2 separate regions of the Mus musculus genome follow, and region 2 is linked to region 1. Evidence: chromatin loops called from intact Hi-C (ENCODE). Cell type or tissue: heart. All regions are shown on one strand. Links, peaks and the distances in the headings refer to the core of each region. The heading gives the core; the rest is flanking DNA.

Region 1 (7,990 bases), core at 1,267-6,266:
TTGTAGCTCAAAGTTATAGTGCAGGGTAAGCACGCAGAAGACCTTGGGTTTAATTCTTAGTGAAAAATTGGAGGGGGTGGGGTGAAAATACATTTCTTAGGAATCAAAGATGATAGAAAGGTACACTCCCCACGTATCCCATGGCAATCGTAGAGAAGCCTCTGTACTGTCTCATACACTTGTTTTAACAGGCAACTACTGTGAATGCACTATGTGCCAGGAAAAGTCTGTGTTGGAGACTGGGTGTTCTGTGTCTGTGCCAAACACTGAAGCTGGCATCTTCTCCCATCTCAAGATGTCCCAGCTTTCAGGAAGAGAGAGAAGTATACAAAAAGCTTATATACATGTGCTACCAAGAACAGTGAAGTCAGAAGTCAGACATGGGTGTGAACGCCAAGGTGATGCATCCATGAGGGCGACAGAACAGAGCTGTGGACAAAGGGAGTTTGAAGAGGTCTGAAGGAAGTGGAGGGAGGTGGTCTATATGGGTCTCTAGGACAAAGTGACCCAGGCAAGAGAAGTAGTCTGTGCAAAGTTCTGAGGCAGGAGTGTGCCTGCTGTTTGGAGGTCAGGAGGCCAGTATGGCTGCTGACTGAAAAAGTGAGGGTGGAGAAAACACCCGCAGGAGGCGGGCCTGGATCAAGTAGACCCCTCCTCTTTCTCTTAGATCCCTCCCATCTCCTTTCTCTTCTCTTTTCCTTTTGGGAGACAAAATCTTGCTGTGTTGTACAGCTAGCAAGGGATCCTCCTGCCTCAGATTCCCAAGTAGCTGGGACTATAAGCATAAACCTCTGTCCTGGGCATTTCTCATACTTGACTGTACACATATGGCTTCTGGGGATGTGGTAAATGCAGGTTGTGAAGCACTAAGCCTGCCATGGGGCCCAGCAGTCAGTATGTCTCTGCTGCCTGGAAGATGCTCATGAGGTAAAGTCCATGGGCAGCTCTTCCAATATGAAGGATGAGCCTTGCCAGGTAGGGTACTGGGGAAGAAAGGCGTGTAGGAGACACTGGCTTGTTCTGAGTGCAGACAGACCTCACCTGATCTTTGTTTTCTTTTTCTATCCTACTCTTCCTTTCCTTTTCTTTCTTCCTTTTTCTCCCTGATGCTGGGGATGGAACCTAGGGCCTTGTACATGCTAGGCAATAGCTCCACCACTGAGCCACAGCTGCAGATAGCTCCAGCCCTTAACCTTTGTTCTTAAAGAAACTGCATTAGCTGATTAGGCCATACAAGAAAAGGGTGAACACAACTGCAAGCCCACTGAATAATATTTTTTTTAAAAAGTGGTGGTGGGGTGGGGGAGGGGCTATTATTCTGACGGTGATCCCTGGGGTACTTGCTAATAGGTTGCTAGTACCATGTATGAGAGAAAAGTCTAGGTTGACAAGATTATATGCCACTTGAACAATGAGAACATGTATTCACCTTCTTTAATCTGGAAGGACAGTGTTTGAGAAAGAGGTTTCAGGATGTGGTATATTTAAGAGGTTAATTAGACATTTAAATAGGGGCTGGGGCTGCGCTCAGTTGGTACACTATTTGGCTAGAATGCTTGAAGCCCTAGGTTTGGTTCCCAACATCCCATATAGAAAGTATGGTGACACATCTGCGTGATACACAAGAAGTGCAGGTAGGGCGGAGGATTAAAAGTTCAAGGTCATTCAAGTCTGAGGCTGGCACTGTCTCAAAAAAACAAAAGCAAAACCTAACATTTGAATATGGGCTGAAACTGGAGGAAACGTTCTGGTTCCAGGTTCCAGCTTGAAAGACAAGGGGACCTGGAGGGGAAAGTGGAGGATTGAGAACTCCAGCACTTTGAAGACAAGGAGAGAGAAGACAACGCGTGCAGGGGATGAGGTGTAGGAACTGGCAAAGGGAAGGCCTCACATTTTAGGAGTAGTTTTTGTGCCAGCTAGCTACAGCTGAGTAATAAAGTTAAGATTATCTGAGACTTCTTCCAACCTCGCAAATCACTAGAAAGGCCTTTTGTGCTGAGGGTGAGGCTCCATACCTGGTATAGAGCAGCCAAGGTGGATGCACATCTGTCCAGAGCTGTTCCTGGTTGTGGGCTGGTGCAACTCAGTCTCTCTGTGGGTTCTTTGCCCCCAGAAGGCAGGACCAACTCCCTCACACCATGGCAGCTGGGAACCAACCAACCAAAAAAAAAAGAAGCAGCACACAGGGTTTCCTCAACACAGCCTTGGCATCTAGCCAGCCTGTCAAAGTATCACTTCTGCCATGTCCTCTGGAGTAAAGCTAGGAGGTCAGCTAGCCTGGATCTTCATCCTTTTAGAGGGTTATGCATGCTGACAGTAGAACTCAGGGCCTGTGCATGCTAGGCAGGTGTTTTGTCTCTGAGCCACACCCCCAACTCAGCTTCCACACCTCCAGCTCAGTCTCCTGGTCTTGGTGGAGCAGGAAATGCCGAGTACACACTGGAGGAGGAAGTGTTGGTGGGTATCTCTCAGACCACCTGGCAGAGTCTGCCCTTTCTCTTACCTATAGCTTTATGTGTTCAACTAAAATGTGCTCTTTTATAAGTCTCTTTTTATTAGCTTGAGTGCTTCCTTATTTATTCGAGCACTATGTAACCTTCTGTGTTCCATTGTTTTGTTTCTGGCCCTAGCCTAGCTTTTGGTTTGATTTGGTTTCTTAAGGTGGAGACTAGCAATGTTGTTCAGGCTACTCTCAAACTCATGGTCTCCAGGGTGTGATCTTTTTGCCTTGGACTCGTGAATAGCTGGGACCCCAGATGTGCACCACTGTGCCCACTTGCCTAACTTTTGAATTAAGGACAAGTGCTTGGCTGAGGGCAGGACATATGCCTGTGCTAGTTGTTGGCACCGCCTTCCTCCTCAGCAGCTTGCCCACAGTATCCCCTCCAAGGAAACTACCTATCTACAGCTGTCATTGCCAACAGGAAAAAGTCTTTGCCAGCCCGAAGAACTCCACAAACCAGTTTTCCAAAGTCTCCGACCTCTAGTGTTTATTTTTTTTATTATTTATTCACTTCTTAAGTATTTGGTAGAGACACATTTCTTTTTACTCTTGATTATTCAGTAACAAAAACTTGAACTTCATGACGGAGCTGATGGTCAACGAGGCCCAATGTGATATGGACATTGATTTATTCTTTCCCATAGCTTCCCACCACCTGGAATCAGCAAAGGGTCCCAAGGAAGTGGTACCTGCCCTGGCAGAGGTCAGCAGCTGGTAACCAAAATATTGTTACTGGACTCAGGCCTTCATAGCACCTCCTTTCCTGTTTGAAGGCCCCCAGGGTTGCTCATCAGCCCTTTAGCCCGCTGCGGGTGATTTATGTGTGTGTGGCATGGTTGTACAGGCCCACACCATTGGGAGAGGGCTTTACTCTCAGAAGGTCTCCTAAGGAGGAAAGCTTTGACTTCAATCTATGGTATGCTGAACCAACTGACGGTTCATCCACACCATCTGTGAGCTGCTTCGCTCTTATGACCACTTAGACGCGTTCCCAATCTTATCTCAGAGCGCTGCCTGTGTCCCAGGTCCGGAGGCTGGGCCAACCGTGTACTTGCAGCTTCTGTCGCCAGCCAGAAAGTTATTTGGTCTGTAAAAAGAGATCGCAGAAACCCAGGAAACTGAAGCCGAGAGCGCGGGCTAGCCCCGGACTGGGCGCACAACAAAACCTAGTTCTACCCACCTCCCGGAGTCCCTGTCCAGGAGGGAAGAGGTGGGAAGGGGCAGGCTCAAGGAAGCTGCTTCTCCGGGAGAGAAGTAGTGGGTGGTGGCCGCGGGGGCGGAGCCGGGGCGGGGCCGTGGAGACTCTTAGGGGCGCTCAGGCTACCGCACCCGCGTGGGGCGTCGGGCGAGATGGCGGCGCGCAGCCTCGGCAGCGGTGTGGGGCGACTGCTGCGTGGCCTGCAAGGGCGCTCTGGACAATCGGGGTGGTCACTGAGCGTGTCCCGCTCGACCGCCACCCGACTCCCGGGCTGCGTTCCTGCAGCAGCGCAACCAGGCTCGTACCCCGCGTTGAGCGCTCAGGCAGCCCAGGAGCCGGCCGCCTTCTGGGGGCCGCTGGCCCGTGACACACTAGTTTGGGACACTCCTTACCATACTGTCTGGGACTGTGACTTCAGGACGGGCAAGATCGGCTGGTTCCTGGGAGGCCAGTTGAATGTGTCTGGTGAGTGCCTTGCTGGGTCCAGCTCATTTTCGCCGAGACTCGGGAGGCTCCAGTCAGTAGCAGCTGCCCCCAGGCCTTGGCTCTTTTCTCCAGAATGCTTCACCACCCACCCTAATCCTTGGGTCACGTCACTTTGTTCTGTATTCCACCGGATCTAGAGACTGCAGCTGGCGAAGCAGCAGTTACCCTCCCAAGTCTGCAGCGCTGTCTCTAGCGGGAAACTGGGGATACCCGGTTTAACCTCAGAGTGTTCTACCCTAACACAGATTCTAGGGGGCTTTGTCTTCAGACACAAAGCTTAGGACCCCAGATAGGCCTAGATGGAGAGAGCCCATGCTCCAAGAGTCCAGGCTTTTCTGACTCAGGGCCCCCAGATCAGCAGGGTAAACGCAAAGTACATAGGTTGCTATCGGCAACTGCAGGTGCTAGGGCTCGAGGCTCCCCTGAGGACAAACCTTGCAGTGTAAACAGAGCTTGGTGGGTGCAGGAAGAAGAAAGTGTCAGCCCCTGGGAGGGAACTGCTTATCTCCTCCGGTTGGGGTATGTGGGCAGGAAGTTCTCGGTCTAAGAACTGCACCCCAAAAACAAACGTCTACAGTGTCAAAGGCAGGTGTAACTTCAGCTCTCCGGAGTCTGAGTCAAGAGGAGCTGAACTCAAAGCCAGCTTGGACTATGTACCAGCCTCCCCCTTGATCTCTAAACGAGACACATCAGTCACTCTAGCTGTCAGTTTTCTGATGAGCCCGGATTCTGCTGAGGGTGGAGGCAGGGAAACACACGGAGGAGCCGAGAACTGAAGGAGGGGTTGGACTGAGAGGGGCTGGACAGACAGGCTGTGTCTCTGGTGCACAGCAGAGGGTTGGGAACTTTTGCATTCCTGTGGGATGGGAGCGAGGGTTGGATGGGTCAGAGATGCGTAAGGGACGAACTGAAGGTCTTTAAGACGAGGTGGCAGGTGATGCTTTGTTTAAGGACCAAAGTTAGAGGTGGAATCTGGTGTCTGCAGTTTCACTACCTCTTCAGCTTTGGTGCGTCTCAATCGCCCCATTTGTAAAATGAGAAAGCAATACTCACCTCTTATGCTGTCTGTACCGCAGTGCTGGGGGTGGGGATACAGTAACCTGTCCAGGCTTACTGGTGATCAATAAGCTGTAGCAGTTCTGATTTAATATATTCAGAAATTATAGGGTCTGTTTTTATTTATTTATTTATTTATTTATTTATTTATTTATTTATTTATTATATGTAAGTACACTGTAGCTGTCTTCAGATACTCCAGAAGAGGGCATCAGATTTCATTACGGATGGTTGTGAGCCACCATGTGGTTGCTGGGATTTGAACTCGGGAACTTCGAAAGAGCAGTCAGCGCTCTTAACCACTGAGCCATCTTGCCAGCCCCCTGTTCTTTTTTTAAAGCACAAAACTTTAAAGAAACTTTGGACAAGTCATTTTTCCCCCGTATATTATATCACTTGACAAGTTTAATCTAAATGAGTCTTTTACTAGATAAGTGTTGCCTTTAGACTTGAGTCAGCAAATTCTTCAACTTGGGTTAAGAAGTTCTTGCGTTTGCAGAAAGTGTCCTTCAAGTGAGTATAGCAGTTTGCAGAAGGAAGGGGGCAGAAAGTGTGCGGCTTCTTTGGAAACCTCTCCTCCCTTAAGAGGTCAAGGCCGCTGGGACGACCAAGCTTGTAGCTGATAAGAAGTGGTATCAGCCTTATGGTGAGGCTTGGGTGTGGTCTTCTAGGAATTCTCTGGCCTCTATTCTTCTACTATTAGAGCTGTGTGAGCCAGACAGAGTTTGAACTTCGCCAAACTGACATGCAAGAAAGCAGCTTCTCCAAATGTCTGGCTTCCTATCTGTCAGCAGCATCTTTGCCCTTTGCCCGTTTCTGCAACCTCCAGGGGTTACAGTGTGAACAGGGAACAGACCGACTGCAGCTGCTCTGGGAGCCACTTAGAGAGTTGTTAAGTCATTGGGCTGTTTAGGCCTGATCTGTTTATGTGTGATAATGACAACTTGTTCCAAAAATTTGAGTGGCACTATTATCCTTCCAGTGATCTTCAGGCTAATGCTTTTCAAAGGTCCAGACCAATGCTGCTGGACCAGGAAGCTTTTAGAGATGCAAATTCGGGGGCCCACTCTAGACTCTTAGGTTTAGAAACCCCGTGGCTGGGTGTCTTCCAGCTGTGATTGACAGGCCCTGCAGGTGCTTGGCACAGCACACACAGCACAGTTTGGTGGTTTCAGCTGGGTCTTTTGGGCTACACTGAGGTCTTAATTCTTACTTCATTGCATTTCACATGTTTCCTTATATTTGACCTAAAGAGAGCAGTGTGTCCTGGAATATTATTGTAGTTACCATTGTTCCATACTCTAATTTAGCTGTACTGCTGGATAATGACCCTTTTATTATCCTGAGGTCTTAGGTCAGGACTCTCAGGGCCCACGGGGGTCTACTCTCTCCCCTTCCCTGATATCTCACCTCCTGGTTTGAGGCCTGAGTGGTGGGTGCTATGCTTAGAATATGGTTCATCCCCTAAGCTCCTCAGTAAAGTCCCCTTGTCAGCTATTATGAGGGAGGTAGCTAGGATTGGGAGAGGTTATCCGGGCTGAGATAAAAGGTTCTGATCTTGGTGTTTTATAAGAGGGAGTGGCCAGAAGAGATAATGGATGTCTCATTCCACGTGATGCTCTGCCTCATTTTAGGGCACACTCATCAAAGACAGCATTACCAGACACAAGCCTTTGAACTTCTAGATGCATGAGCTAAATAACTGTTTGTAAAAATAGCCATCCTCTGTTATTTCATCAAGGTTCCTGAGAATGGATTGTACAGTTGTGATAAGTGAAATTTCAGGCTGGGCTCAACTGAAACATGTCCTGCAAACCACACAAAGCATCTCATGGTATAATGGCTAGGTTCATGGAAGGTTCTGTGTCCTGAGGGTCAAGAGACTCAGGTAGGAATGAAGGCTCCTGCTGAGCAGGCTGTCTGGGGTGGGGAGGGTACTTGGTTGCCGTTGTTGCCCCATCAGATGATGTTCTCAGCACACGCAGCCGGGGCTCTTGCTAGGATTAGGTGAGATTAAAGCTCTTGACACTGTTCTTAGCACAGTGCAGCCCTAACCACTCATCGCTGTTAATTATTAATGAAGCATTTGGGGAAGCAGTGACCTTGGTTTGTCCTTCAGGAGGCTGCTGAGTATTGTGCCCATCTGAAACAGACCCTGTTGCAGGATATTTGATCACACTGTGAACCCTGAGATTGTGTTATTTACTGAAAAATACCTGTTTCTAGTCCGGGTGTGGCCTAGCCTTTAGCACACACCTTTAATCCCTCTGGCTGGAATATACACTCTTAATCCCAAACAATGAAGGTAAAGTTAGTTTGTAGAAGGAAGCACCTATGTTTGAAAGTGACATTTAATTGAGTGGCAGACAAAGTGACCAACTGGAGAAAAATTTGACATGATAGGATCTGTCCAATTCTCATGAGAAGAGAGAAGAAGGGGAAGCTACTTAAGAGAGCAGTGCAGAGAGAGAGAGGGTGGAGAGGGAGGGAGGCAGTTTTACCAGGACACTTGTACAGGGACAGGTTGCAGAGAGATAACAAGCTAGACATAGGTGAAGACAGAACAAGCCAGAGAATGAGGAGGAGCCAGAAGAGTCAAACAACTTGCTAAAGTCAGTATGAGGCCAAAGAGAGCAATTCAGTTAGAAACTAAGAGAAGCCAGATTGAATCGGTCATCTTGGAGACAAGTTTGAGCTAGAACAGCTGAGTTGACCAGCCAGCTAGAGTTCAGAAAGAGCTAGAAAGC
Region 2 (7,990 bases), core at 1,176-6,175, 110 kb after region 1:
TCTTGGAGTACAAGAACCTATGTCTGCTACTTTATTAAACTAGCATAATCCCTAACATTCTAAATTTTTGTTCTTGTATGCACAGTTAAGTATAGCCCTCATCCTTCCTCAAGGAAATTTCTCTTTGCAACAGACAGAGACCATTCTAGAAAACAGCAACCAATCAAAATGCAAGGATGTGAAGCTCAGCCCCAAATGGGTACACCTACGAAACAACTCCTGCACCTATGGCTCAGGAAACATTGCAGAAGAGGGAGTGGAAAGATTGAAAAGCAGGAGAATCATGCAGTTTGCTGTAAACTGTGTCTCCTATAAATGGTGGAAGCAACACCTATAAAAAATCATCAGCATTGCTGTCTAAACATGAACTGAACAAGGATTCCAAGTCCAGGCATGCTGTTGTAGGTGGGTAAAAACTCATAATGTGCCGGTCGTGGTGGCGCACGCCTTTAATCCCAGCACTTGGGAGGCAGAGGCAGGAGGATTTCTGAGTTTGAGGCCAGCCTGGTCTACAGAGTGAGTTCCAGGACAGCCAGAGCTATAAACAGAAACCCTGTCTCGAAAAGCCAAAGAAAAACAAAACCAAAACCAAACAAAAACAAAAACAAAAAACCCAAAAACCCCAAAACCCAAAAAAACCTCATGATGCCTCAACCCTTAACAAAGAACTATTAGCAACTGAGGGATACTGACAGCTGCAGAAATGGTCTTTCTTAGGGATGAGCATACTAACTGGGCCTCAAATACTGAATTGCTAGCCTTGAAAACATACAGACAAGTACTGTTATACAGACTGAGCAGTTTGTGCTTATATTTTTGAATATATATATATATATGTATATATAATGTGATTTTTAAATATATCTATGGTATTATATATTACATGTATATGTTATGAATTTGAAAGAGCTGGGGGGATATATGAGGGTTTGGAGGTAGGAAAGGGAAGGAGAAAATTATACAAGTATAATCTCAATACATGAAAAATAAAAAATGAATACATTGAGTATAGATATAATGAAGTTTTTAAAAATTAATATTAGGTAGAGTTTGCAAAAGCCATTGCAGCATCATACTGGTTCCCTGACTGACTAGTAAATATCAGTTCCATGCATAATTATCATTCTTTTGTATTGGTTATTTTATTTGTTTACATTTCAAATGTTATCTCCCTTCCTGGTTTCCCCTCTGCAAACCCCCATCCCATCCCTCACCCCCTGCTTCTATGAGGGAGCTCCCGACTCATGCACCCACTCCTGCTACACTGCCCTAACATTACCCTATGTTGAGGCATCGGGTCTCCACAGGACCAAGGGCCTCCCCTCCCATTGATGCTAGATAAGGCCATCCTCTGCTATATATCCAGCTGGAGCCATAGGTCACCTCATGTGTACTTTTGTGGTTGGTGGTTTAGTCCCTGGAAGCTTTGAGGGGTTCTGGTTGGTTGATGTTGTTCTTCGTATGGGGTTGCAAACCTCTTCAACTTCAGTCTTTCCCCTAGCTTCTCTATTAGGGTCCCTGTGCTCAGTCTGATGGTTGGCTATGAGTATCTGCATCTGTATTGGTCAGGCACTGGCAAAGCCTCTTGGAGGACAGCCATACCAGGCTCCTATCAGCAAGTGCATCTTGGCATCAGCAGTAGTGTCTGGGTTTGGTGTCTGCAGATGGGATGGATCCCTAGGTGGAACAGTCTCTGGATGGCCTTTCCTTCAATCTCTGATCCACTCTTTGTCCCTGGATTTCCTGTGAGCTTGGGAGTGTCAATACTCCTGGGGGGCAAGTTTTTGCTGGGTGTGATTGGGGTACAGAGGGCTGTGGCACAGGGTCACCTCCTGGGTGCATATGGAAACTGCGTAAAATATGTTGAAACTTCAGAGCTTGCCTGATCGCACTTCACAAGACCCAGCAGCAGGGATCAGAGCACAGCACACAAAACCACTCTAGCAGGCTCCATAGTTATCATTCTCGTTGTCTCATTGTTATAGTAAATAAAAGGCTCTTGTTAAGATTTATGTGATGTGAAATGTCCAGCACAAGCTCATGTGTGAGTACTTGCTTTACCAGGCAGCACAGCTTAGGAAAGCGTGGAAAGCAGAGGAGGTTGGGCCTAGCTGTAAGAACAGGTAGACGGTTAGGGAAGGGAAAGAGCCAATGTATTTAGTCACTTCATAGATTCTTGTCTGGGCACCAGCTGCTCCCACCACCAGGCCTTCCGTACCTCTCAAAGCACGAGCCAAAATAAAGCCTTTGTCCCTTGAGTTGCTGCGTGTTATGTAGATGTTCCCTGTGAAATGGAAATCAACTAGTAGAGATAGCCCATGGAGACATGAAATGAGAAAAGGCCCAGGGGGATGTGCCAGCTGTGATTGAGCCACTGATGCTGTGATCTCATCAGGAGCCATGTAATTGTGAGGAATAGCAGACAGCTATCCGTGTAATGCACTGGCTGAGCCTGGTTTTTTATCATTGTGCAGAGAGATGTTTGGTGGCACCTGAAAGTTGGTGGTTGGACTTAGAGAAGTTGGTGATTGGTGTAGGTTTGGTTGTTGGTGATTGATTGGACTTTGACATTGATCATCTGCTACATTTTGTCATAATTAACTCCCCCTGACCCCCACCAGTTTTGTTGCACTTAGAGTCTTCTCAGTTTTTGGGCTATGCGACTTTATGCATTTGGAGACTTTTGAATTCAGGTTTGTCTTCTTGTTATGGTATATTGCTAAGTTAACTATCTTCTGTTTTTCTTTCTCTGACTTTGCATTTTATTTTTATCACTTTAAATTTGTGCTTGCTTTCTTTCTTCTTTCTTTCTTTCTCTCTTTCTTTCTTTCTTTCTTTCTTTCTTTCTTTCTTTCTTTCTTTCTTTCTTTCTTTCTTTCTTTCTAAGATTTATTTATTATGTGTAAGTACACTATAGCTGTCTTCAGATACACCAGAAGAGGGCATCAGATCTCATTATAGATGGTTATGAGCCACCATGTGGTTGCTGGGATTTGAACTCACGACCTCTGGAGCCATCTCTCCAGCCCCCTGTGCCTTCTTTCTTATTTTCAATTTTTATTGGTATGAATTAGTTGTACAAAGTGAGGAATTTCACTGACATTTACATACATGCACTTTTATCATGTAAACTTGGTCTACTCTGGTACTGTCTATCCCCTCTTTGATCTTCCAATCCCATCCTACGCCTCCCTTAACTTAAATCCACCTCTGTAGCACAAAGATTCCTAATATATGAGATATCATGATAATTTGTCTTTGTTACACTGTATTTATTAATCAAATACAGTAATCTCAATTTATGTCCATTTCTTTTTTTTTTTTAAGATTTATTTATTTATTATATGTAAGTACATTGTAGCTGTCTTCAGCCACTCCAGAAGAGGGAGTCAGATCTCGTTAAGGATGGTTGTGAGGCACCATGTGGTTGCTGGGATTTGAACTCTGGACCTTTGGAAGAGCAGTCGGGTGCTCTTACCCACTGAGCCATCTCACCAGCCCTTATGTCCATTTCTTGAAGCTGATAATTTTTCATTCTTTATGACTGCCATGTGTATCTTGCTCTTGCTTCTGTGTTTGTGCTTCTGTTTATATGTCAGTTGGTACATGTTTCATTCCATGAATTCCTGGGTAAATGTGTGTTGAATTTCTAAGTATTAAGTGCTCTCTTGTGTTTTGGGGTAAGTGTGAGAATGTGCATTACGTGTGCATGTAGATATGAGGGTATGCACAGGACCAAGTGAGTGTGCATGGAGGCCAAGGTCCACTGTCTTTCTCTAGTACCCTTCGTGTTACCATTTAAGACAGGGTCTTTTACTAAGACATCACGGATATGGTGATGGCTGGTGATTTCTGGGCCTCTTTCAGTCCCTGCCTCCACTCCTCAGTGTTAGTTACAGCTGTGCAGCACCACATATGGCTATTTATACAGGTGCTGGGGATCTGAACACAGAGCCTTGCACTTCCTTGGAAGGCAATTTGGTGACTGCTGCTGCTCTGCTGCAGTGGAGTTGGTGAAGGAAACAGATGCAATTTTAGTCTCAGATTTTCTTTCTTTTTTTTTTTTAAGATTTACTTATTTATTATATATAAGTATACTGTAGCTGTTTTCAGACACCCCAGAAGAGGGCATCAGATCTCATTATGGATGGTTGTGAGCTACCAAGTGGTTGCTGGGATTTGAATTCAGGACCTTTGGAAGAGTAGTTGGTGCTCTTAACTGCTGAGCCATCTCTCCAGCCCTGGTCTCAGATTTCTTAATATCAAATAAAGTAAGCAAAGCATTGTAAACTGTGAGATTGCCAGTCTGAATGACTGCCAGAGATAAATGAAGGAGGCAAGAAATGTTTTCCAGGATTCTTCCATATAAGATGAGAAGATTAGAAAAGATACAGTTTTTTGAGCTGAGCATTTTAGTGTTACCCACAGCTTGACTGCTAGCTTTGCTATTTACAGTGCGTGTAATCTGGACCAGTTAGCTGACTTCTAATGACCACTTCATGACTAAAAACATTGGCTCTTTCCCTTCCCTAACAGTGTACCTGTTCTTACAGCTAGGCCCAACCTCCTCTGCTTTCCACACTTTCCTAAGCTGTGCTGCCTGGTAAAAACAAGTGCTCGGGGCTTGTCAAGATTATGTAAGAAACTTCATGTGAAATCTCACTGCATCATTTGTTGCAAATGATAATTACTCTCCACAAAACTAGAGTAGAAAGTTGTCTACTTCCAAGGCAATACCATATGTATCAATGTATTCTGCAAATGTTACTGAAATGGTATACACTGCTTTGACTACATGAAACTGCAATGTTTTGTTTTTTTCTAAAGTCCACATTTTTAAAAGATATATTTTTATTTTATGTTATATGTGTGTTCCTGACTATATGTATGTGTACGTGTATACCTGTATGTGCAGGTGCCCTTGGAGGTCAGAAGAGGGTGTCACTTCCCCTGGACCTGTCAGTTACAGTCAGTGTGAATTGCCTAATATGGGTGCTGGAAACTAAGCCCATGTCCTCTGCAAGAGTAGTATATACTCTTAACCACTGAGCCAACTCTCCCGCCCATATTTATAATTTGTTTGTGTACATGTGTACACACATGCTTATCTGTGTTTACTAATGTATGCACAACCAGACCAATGGACACATATGGAAGTTGGAGAACACTTTGTGAGAGTCTGTTCTTTTCTTCTACCATATGGATACAAGGATTAAACTGGATTTGGACTCACAGGTCCAAAATTGTGTTGTTTGTTTCATACTGAGAAGTATTTGTGGGACAAGGTTTTATTTTTACCATGCCAGGTATAAGAAATCTCATTTTCCAACTAAATAATATGTTCTGTAGAGCACATAGAAGACATCATACACAGACACATGCATGCACATATAATAAAAAGTAAACTAAGTCTAGAAGAGTGGTTCGTATGGTGGGTGAACAGACTCCCATTCCAGCTTTCATGATGACTGTCAATTTCCCTTAAGCATTTGCCTCGGTTTCCTCATATATATGAGGGAGATAATGGCACTCAGTGGGATACTGTTGTTTATAATTTCAAAACTTGTTTGGCCTTTGTTAATTTTCTTTCTAAAGTTTTGACAATTGGAGTGCACGAAATAGATTGGTAACATACAGACTAATAGGGGGAAAATAGAATTTATCACTTAATCAAGAAAGGAAAAAAATGGAGAAGCATTTTGGGTGCTTAACAAAGCATGGGAGTCTCTTCTTCAACCAGGCTTTAGACATTCCCCCTTTAAGATAAGCTCACTATTTGCTTGTTTGCTTTTTCTGTCATTTTCTTTCAAAGTCAGGTTCTCAGTAAGTAGCCAAGGCTGGTCTCAAACATACAGTCTTTGATCTCTCAGTATCTGAGTTTACAGGTATACACCACCATGCCTGGCTGAATTGGGCTTTTGTCTTGGGCCTCAGGATACGTACATTAAGGTGCAGGCTGGTGTTTAGACCAGGCTGACCACAGCTGGAGACACTGCTAGGTTTCACCATCTGTGCAAAGTATTTCTTCCCCCATCACACAGAAAATTGGATGTACTAACCCCATTCTAATAAAATAGCTTAATTTATCTAATATCAAAAATGAATTGCTGTTTTAGAGTTTACAGGGAGCTGCCATTTTCTTGGAGCCTCAAAACAATTCAAAGCTGCTTAAATTAGTGTCTCCCTGGTTAAAACCCTAATTACAATGCCTTTGTTTTTTGCTCCAGCTGGTATATCTACATTCAGAGTCACATGACTCAAAAGAGTGATTTGTGATGGCAAATATACACAAAGAAAGCCGATACTTCTAGAGAGAAGAAATAAGAAGTCTGATTGCTAGTCTTTGTTGTCAGCTTGACTATCTCTAGAATTAACTAAAACCCAGGGGGTGGGTATACTTGTGAGGAATTTTTTTCTTAATTAAATTATTTGAAGCGGGAAGATCTATTTTTAATCCAGATCTTTTGAGGTAGGAAGATCCACTTTTTCTCTGGCAGCCTATTTAAAGGACATGGCAGAAGGAAGCTTGTTCTCTCTTTGTCTGTTTGCTTTCCCTGGCAACTTCATTCCTACATGGCATTAGAGCTGGCTTCTTCAGGATCCTGGAATATATTGACGAAGAGCTGAGACATCCAGTCTTGTGGACTGAACCACTAGTAGATTCTTGGATGGTCTGTTAGTAGATAGCCATTGTTGGAATAGCAGGACCACAGCCTACAGTAAGCCATTCTAATAAATGGCTAACATATTTGTTTTTAAAATTCTGCACCACCAGAGAACTCTAAGTAATACAGAGGGTAAGAGAAATACACCACAGTGAAGATCTCACTATTCAGATACGCTCCTTAAGGTCAAAGTCGTCGGAAGCCATCTGAGTTACCTCTGCCTGGACAGGTGTCACATGTCCATCCCTCATTCCTGGAAAAGAAACTTCCCCATAGGGATGAGAGTTCTCAGAGAACCCCATCCACATTTAATTGCAGGTTCAAGTCCTGTACCAAAAGAGATTGGGTTCCCACTTTCACACTGTCTTCCTACAGAAAATCAAGATCGAGTGAGCTTTTGTCCTTCTGCTCCATGGGACATATCTGTCCTCCTTGTCTTCTCAATTGAAGTCATTGGTTCAACAAGTCAGACTTCAGCAGTTTCCTTAGTATAATTCAGTCTCCTCTCTATGGGGAGGTAGCCTTTGCACAAGTCTCCCCAGAAGTAGTGTCACACAACACACGTCCTTTTATCTTCATCGAATAGACAGAGCTTGGGAGATTTGATCATACATGCATGGCCTCTGTTTCTCTGTAAGAGCTGTGTGGCCTGCTGTAACTTTCATTTGAAAGCTGCAATGTGGCCATTTTCAGAACAACTCTGACATCTAGTGGCTGGTGCTGAGGTAGAAGATGGCTCTTGCTCCAGAGTTTATTTGAACCCAAATGTGACTGACTATGCCAGTGAATGTGGGTTCAGGTTGCCCCAAGTGACCAAGAATCCTTCATGGGTATATAACATTCATGGTCACGGGGAAAAAAGTCCAAAGTCAATGGAATCAACATATATATTGGGGTAAATGGGTTATAGCAGAGTAGGGAGACTATGCATTAGATTTCACTTGCTTTCTTACAGCAAGCAGAGCCTAGAGTTTGTGGGAGCTAGGGGCTTCCCCATACACTGAAAAAAAAATTGACCTTATAGTTACAAAGGTGCTGGATGCACATACAGAGGAGGATCATCAGTGGCCATTGAAGTGTGTGAAGATGACCAGAGACACTTTGGGCTGTAACATTCCACTTTATAAGAAGTATCACACTTTAGTCAGTGACTCACTGCTAAGAATCTTCAAAACAGGCATGGCATTGCCAGAGAAATTATGTGGAAGACCCATCTTAAAAATTCATCCTTAACTGGGAACCCCACACAGCCTAGCAGAGGTGGGCCCTATTCACCCAGCAGAGCAGACACACATCTTCCTTCCTGCCCACAATTTGGCCTAGGG

The links. Hi-C counts contacts between places; a loop is a spot of excess contacts. Peaks named below come from ENCODE experiments on the same cell type or tissue, not always from the same donor. Only the 100,000 strongest peaks of a DNase experiment are listed, where the experiment ranks them.
Region 2: a loop joins it to region 1, with 4 times the contacts of the local background. A loop is called at or near these places in 23 of 42 quality-filtered maps.

The regions. Positions count from the first base shown.
Region 1 is chr2:150,664,061-150,672,050 of GRCm38, reverse strand. It overlaps Acss1 (acyl-CoA synthetase short-chain family member 1), which reads left to right and starts at 3,811. Exons shown (of 14, transcript NM_080575.2): 1 at 3,811-4,166. The coding sequence starts at 3,854. E130215H24Rik (RIKEN cDNA E130215H24 gene) reads right to left here and starts at 4,557. Exons shown (of 2, transcript NR_040331.1): 1 at 4,094-4,557; 2 at 3,119-3,590. In heart, for the core only: no CTCF peak of the experiment used is centred there; DNase peaks (open chromatin) are centred at 2,210, 3,790, 4,640 and 6,010; H3K4me3 peaks cover 2,087 bases; H3K27ac peaks cover 2,470 bases; H3K27me3 peaks cover 403 bases.
Region 2 is chr2:150,558,149-150,566,138 of GRCm38, reverse strand. No RefSeq gene overlaps it. Among named protein-coding and RNA genes, the nearest start is that of Cst7, 8.3 kb to the left of the region's middle. In heart, for the core only: no CTCF peak of the experiment used is centred there; no DNase peak of the experiment used is centred there.